Regions from separate parts of the Homo sapiens genome. Here region 1 is linked to region 2. The links are chromatin loops, found by intact Hi-C in ENCODE. Cell type or tissue: heart right ventricle. All regions are shown on one strand. Links, peaks and the distances in the headings refer to the core of each region. The heading gives the core; the rest is flanking DNA. Region 1 has its middle 18 kb from the start of CPN2. Region 2 has its middle 4.7 kb from the start of TMEM44-AS1.

Region 1 (2,907 bases), core at 265-2,764, 250 kb after region 2:
AGTGCAGTGGCACGATCTTGGCTCACTGCAACCTCTACCTCCCTGGTTCAAGCAGTTCCCCTGCCTCAGCCTCCCGAGTAGCTGTGATTACAGACACGCCACCACGCCCGGCTAATTTTTTTTTTGTATTTTTAGTAGAGATGGGTTCTTGCTATGTTGGCCAGGCTGGTCACGAACTCCTGGCCTCAGGCAATCTGCCCGCCTCGGCCTCCCAAAGTGCTGGGATTATAGGCATGAGCCACCGCGCCCGGCCGATGTTTTTAATTTTTCAGCATTAGTGCTCTCATAAATCTTGCATTTTTGAAGAAACAGCAGCTGGGGGTGCGCTCTGCCTTGCTTTTTTTTTTTTTTTTTTTTTTTTTTTTAGATGGAGTCTCCCTCTGTTGCCAGGCTGGAGTGCAGTGGTGCAATCTTGGCTCACTGCAACCTCTGCCTCCTGGGTTCAAGCGACTCTCCTGCCTCAGCCTCCCAAGTAGCTGGGGCTACAGGCACGTGCCACCATGCCCAGCTAATTTTTGTATTTTTAGTAGAGACAGGGTTTCAACATGTTGGCCAGGATGGTCTTGATCTCTTGATTACGTGATCCGTCCGCCTTGGCCTCCCAAAGTGCTGGGATTACAGGCGTGAGCCACCGCCACCGGCCTGCCTCGCTTTCTTATAGTAAAGGATGGCTAAGACATTCCAAAGCTCCTCCTTCCAGCAGGCAGGACGCTCTTCCAGGAAGCTTTGAATGTTGTACCTTCTTTAGTGATGTCCTGCTACTTGCCAGTCATGCAGCCCTCGGCAAATTACTAAGCTGTCTGTGGCTCAGTGTCCTCACCATAGTTTTATCACATAGCACCCACCTCATAGTGTTATTGGTGAAGATAAAATAAGTGCATCCATATAAAGTACCCACAACAATGACACATGGTACGTTCTCCAAAATCGTTATCTTGCATTATTATTTTTGTTAGTATTATTCTAGAGAGAACTGTGGGTGTGGGTGCGGACGGGGTAGGCAAGCACCGGCCAATTGTTTTACCTGTTCCCGTTGATCTGTTTCTGGAAGAACGTAAAAACTGCTGTTTATATATCAAAATTGCATTGTTTAGGAGGATTGGAAATGCAATTGACACAATTGTTCAGTGCTAACAGTGGATATTGGAAAACTGGACGGTGCCGTCAAAGATTAGACTGTCTAGCGCGATGCGAGTCCAAGGACGAATGCTTTCTGGCCCTCTCAGCCTGCTTCCACCACGCGCGCATCTGCAAGCATTTTAAGTCTGCGCCTGCAGAGGTCCCGAGCCTGGTCTCGGAGCGCCCCCTTGTGGTCGCACGGAAGAACGCGCCCCGCGCAGACGTGGAGGGCCAGGGAGGGGTTCTCCCAGCTCCGCCCGCGGGCGCGGCGCGGTACTTTATTCTTGGAAAGTCAGAACCGGGTCCCCTAGAAGGGATACGGGCACATTGACACGGTGACCCGGGGGATACTTGCCGGAGTGCATGCGGGCGTGCGTGCGGAGCCGTCACGGCTTCTGTCTCCTGCACGCCTGAAAAAGCGCCAGGTCCGCTTGGGGCCCATGCACCGAGGAGCCGCCGGGCGGAGGCGAGTCCACCCGCCACCCGGTGGGGCGGCGAAGCGTTCGGGGCGCTCCAGATTGTCCCCGCGCTGCCGCGGTCCTGCACAGTGACTCGTCCCGCGCCCTCCACGGCTTCCAAGCGTCCCCTGCGACCTCCAGATGCCGATGTGGTACGAACCCCGTCCTCGAGGATCTCAGCTGGGAGCCTCCTGCTGCGCGCTGCTGCCACGTGGACGCGCGGTTCAGGACCGCACCTGGCAACGTGCATCCTGGGAAGACTGTGCTTTGTTTTCTTTGGGATTTTATCAAGAGTTGTTCAGCACTTTGGGAATCTTTATCCCGAGGCAATGCTTAGCCCTGATTGCAAAATGTCAAACACGGACACAAATTCATCCTTTACTCATCGTGAGTGAGTGACAGTGACTTCCAGTCTGTTAGTGAGATCTTGGCCAAACATTCCACATGGAAACGAATTCTTTTATTATAAGTTACCTTTGACTTCTAATTAATATTACAGATAGAAGGTTTTATTTTTAAATTCTCTGCGAGGTTTGACGATATTATCTGTGAAGTTTTTTTTCAGGAGACTAAAGCGGGTGTTACAAATGATTTACCAGGAAATCATTAGGTCTGTGGGGGTGCGGTTCAGAGGTCAAAGTAACAGAAGGAGCAAAACCACATGGTCTTCATCAAAGGAGGCCTGCTGGTGTGTCCTGGCCCTGTTTTCCTCCCGGGGTGGAGGCTATGGGTCTGAGGCTCCCCTTCCCACCATGGCGTGAGAGATCCTTTCGCAGAGAAGCTTTGTAAAGGGGAGCAGAGATTCCAGCTGCATTTGGAGGGAAAGGACAGATTCGTGTATTAGTCTGTTCTCCAGCCAAAAAGAACCAACAAGAGATGATAGATAGATAGGAATTGGCTCATGCAATTGCAGAGGCTGAGAGATCTCAGGTTCTGCAAGCTGGAGACCCAGGGAAGGCGGTGGTGTAATTCCATCCAAGTCCCAAGACCTAAGAACCAGGGGATCTGATGATATAAATCCCGGTGCAAAGGCAGGAGATGAGATGTCCCCGCTCCAGCAGTGAGGCAGGAAGACGCGGGGCAGTTACTCCTTCCTCTGCCTTTTTGTTCACTCAGGCCCTCAGTGGATTGGGTGGTGCCTGCCCTGGCTGGGGAGCGGATCTGCTGTGCTGAGTCCACCTTTCCAAATGTCAATGTCATCGGGAAACGCCCTCAGAGACACACCTGGGAACGGTGTGTGTCATCAGGGTACCCTGTGGCTCACTCAGGTTGACACCTAAAATTGAACATCACAGTTAGGAAGCCTGATTTGTGGCACCCGCTCTGCCTC
Region 2 (2,907 bases), core at 258-2,757:
AGAGCTATATGGGATTACTGGGACAATTGAGCAAATTTGAATATGTACAGTGTATTAGCTAACTTTATTGTTTCCTTTCTTAATAATATTATGGTTGCACAGGAGAACGCCCCTTTGGATATACATGCTGAACTACTTAGGAGTGAAGCACCGTGATTTGGCAACTGACTTTTATTTTTTATTTTTTATTTTTATTTTTTGAGACAGAGTCTCGCTCTCTCGCCCAGGCTGGAGTGCAGTGGCATGATCTCGGCTTACTGCAAGCTCCGCCTCCCGGGTTCACACCATTCTCCTGCCTCAGCCTCCTGAGTAGCTGGGACTACAGGCGCCTGCCACCATGCCTGGCTAATTTTTTTTTGTATTTTTAGTAGAGACGGGGTTTCACCATGGTCTCGATCTCCTGACCTCGTGATCCTCCCGCCTTGGCCTCCCAAAGTGCTGGGATTACAGGTGTGAGCCACCGCACCTGGCCCCAAGCAACTGACTTTTAAATATTTCAGCAGAAAAAAATTATAAATTTTTCAGGTAGTTGGAGAGAGACAAAGCAAACGGAAAAACGGGAACAATGGATTAATCTAGGCGAATAGCATAAACATGTTCGTTATTCTTTCATCTTTTCTGTAGGTTGGAAGTTTTTCAAAGCCAGCTGGGTGAGAAAGAACAGGAGTAAAGAAAGATTCTCGCCAGGCGTGGCTCACGCCTGTAATCCCAGCACTTTGGGAGGCCGAGGCAGGTGGATCACCTGAGGTCAGGAGTTCGAGACCAGCCTCACCAACATGGAGAAACCCTGTTTCTACTAAAAATACAAAATTAGCCGGGTGTGGTGGCACCTGCCTGTAATCCCAGCTACTCAGGAGGCTGAGGCAGGAGAATTGCTTGGAGCCAGGAGGCGGAGGTTGCGGTGAGCTGAGATGGCGCCATTGCACTCCAGCCTGGGCAACAAGAGCGAAACTCCATCTCAAAAACAAAAAAAGGCCGGGCACAGTGGCTCACGCCTATAATCCCTGCACTTTGGGAGGCTGAGGCGGGTGGATCACCTGAGGTCAGCAGTTCGAGACCAACCTGGCCAACGTGGTGAAACCCTGTCTACTAAAAATACAAAAATTAGCCAGGCGTGGTGGTGGGCACCTGTAATCCCAGCTACTCGGGAGGCTGAGGTAGGAGAATTTCTTGAACCCAGGAGTCAGAAGCTGCAGTGAGCTGAGATTGCACCACTGCACCCCAGCCTGGGCAACAGAGCGAGACTCCATCTCAAAAAAAAAAAAAAAAAAAAAAAGAAAGAGTCTCACAGTTGGCCCATCATGAGATGGGGTCTCCACGCATCTCCACCACTGTTGCCAGCAGAGGACCCTGAAATTCTAGGGCTTTGCAAGGAAAGAGCTGGTTATTAGAGACTGCTTTTCAAGCAGCTTCCCAAATGTGGCTGGATTCTGGGCCGACTAATTGTCGTGTGATGTCAGGCCACAAAGGGTGGATAAATTCCAGTTTGTCTGGTACTGAGAAAAAAATAGGCCCCATATCTTAGACAGCCCTGATAAGGTGCCTCCATGGATATGAGTAATGGTCAGACCCAGGGGATGACCCAGGACTAAGAAAGCTGGACAATGGAAAGTCTGGAGCACTGTGACAGGGAAATTCTTCCCCTGAATTGCCTTTTCCTATTGAGATAAGATAGTACACAATAAAGCGCCAGGCTCAGAAGTGCTGCTGCCAATCCCAGCCAGGGCAGCCAGCACTCGGCCCGAGCTGACGCACATCAGTGCCCGGGGCTGTCAGCACCTGTGTGGTCTCCAGAACGCCAGCTCTGATGGGGACCAGTCCTAACTCCCACCATTCACCAACTGTGGGACTCCTATTCTTGTTCATTAAAAAAAAAAGAAAAGAAAGAAAGAAAAAAAGTGTACTCCTCTTCTACCTGCTTTACTCTATGGTGCCTCCAAAAACTAGAAACCATGCCGGGCGTGGAGGCTCACGCCTGTGATCCCAGCACTTTGAGAGGGGCGGATCACCTGAGGTGATCAAGACCAGCATGGCCAACATGGTGAAACCCCGTTTCTACTAAAAATACAGAAATTAGCTGGGCATGGTGGTGGGTGCCTGTAATCCCAGCTACTCAGGAGGCTGAGGCAGGAGAATCACTTGAACCAGGGAGGTGGAGCTTGCAGTGAGCTGAGATCGTGCTATTACACTCCAGCCTGGGCAACAAGAGCAAAACTCCATCCAAAAAAAAAAAAACACACACACACACAGAAAAAAACTAAAAGCAAACCATGAAAGGGCCTTTCCACTCCCAAATGCTATAAAGGTATCAGTTATTATTATTACTTCCTTAGCATGAAGCAGTTAGTTTTGTAGATTCTCTCTCTTTTTTTTTCTTTAAGACACAGGGTCTGGCTATGTTGCCCAGCTGTTCTCAAACTCCTGGCTCAACGATCCTCCCACCTTAGCCAGCCTAGTAGGTGGGACTACAGGCACGTGCCACCCAGCCCAGCTAGCATCCCCTGTTTTAGGTCTAGTTCCATATTTCTTTAAAAGTCATCAGGATGTCTTTTAGGTCCTGAGTATATTTTTATTATGAGATTGTATAAGTAAAGACCTTTGAACTTCTGAGGAGGCAAGATTGAGACACCTTAGATGCTCCACTGTCTCCTGAGTGAGCAGAGTGGCAGAGGCTGTTACCCTTTTAATAGCACCTTAACCGGGAAGTAGACCCCTTGTAGGCAAGCAGTGACTCACCCACACTGTCACGAATGAGTCAGTGTCCCAGCCGAGCAGGGGCTGGCAGCCTCCTACTTCACGGGGTGGGAAGCAAGGCCTAGGCTCAGTCCTGGATATTGGTCTTGTCACGTTAGGGGTGGTAGCACAGAGCCCGCAGAGTGGAAAGGAGCTGATGCCTTTGGATTGGTC

What was found. Peaks named below come from ENCODE experiments on the same cell type or tissue, not always from the same donor. Only the 100,000 strongest peaks of a DNase experiment are listed, where the experiment ranks them.
Region 1: a loop joins it to region 2, with 5 times the contacts of the local background. A loop is called at or near these places in 15 of 110 quality-filtered maps.

The regions. Positions count from the first base shown.
Region 1 is chr3:194,332,334-194,335,240 of GRCh38, reverse strand. No RefSeq gene overlaps it. Among named protein-coding and RNA genes, the nearest start is that of CPN2, 18 kb to the left of the region's middle. In heart right ventricle, for the core only: CTCF peaks have their summits at 1,111 and 1,318 (motif pointing left); a DNase peak (open chromatin) is centred at 1,310; H3K4me3 peaks cover 642 bases; H3K27me3 peaks cover 1,581 bases.
Region 2 is chr3:194,578,082-194,580,988 of GRCh38, reverse strand. No RefSeq gene overlaps it. Among named protein-coding and RNA genes, the nearest start is that of TMEM44-AS1, 4.7 kb to the left of the region's middle. In heart right ventricle, for the core only: no CTCF peak of the experiment used is centred there; a DNase peak (open chromatin) is centred at 1,737; H3K27ac peaks cover 2,500 bases.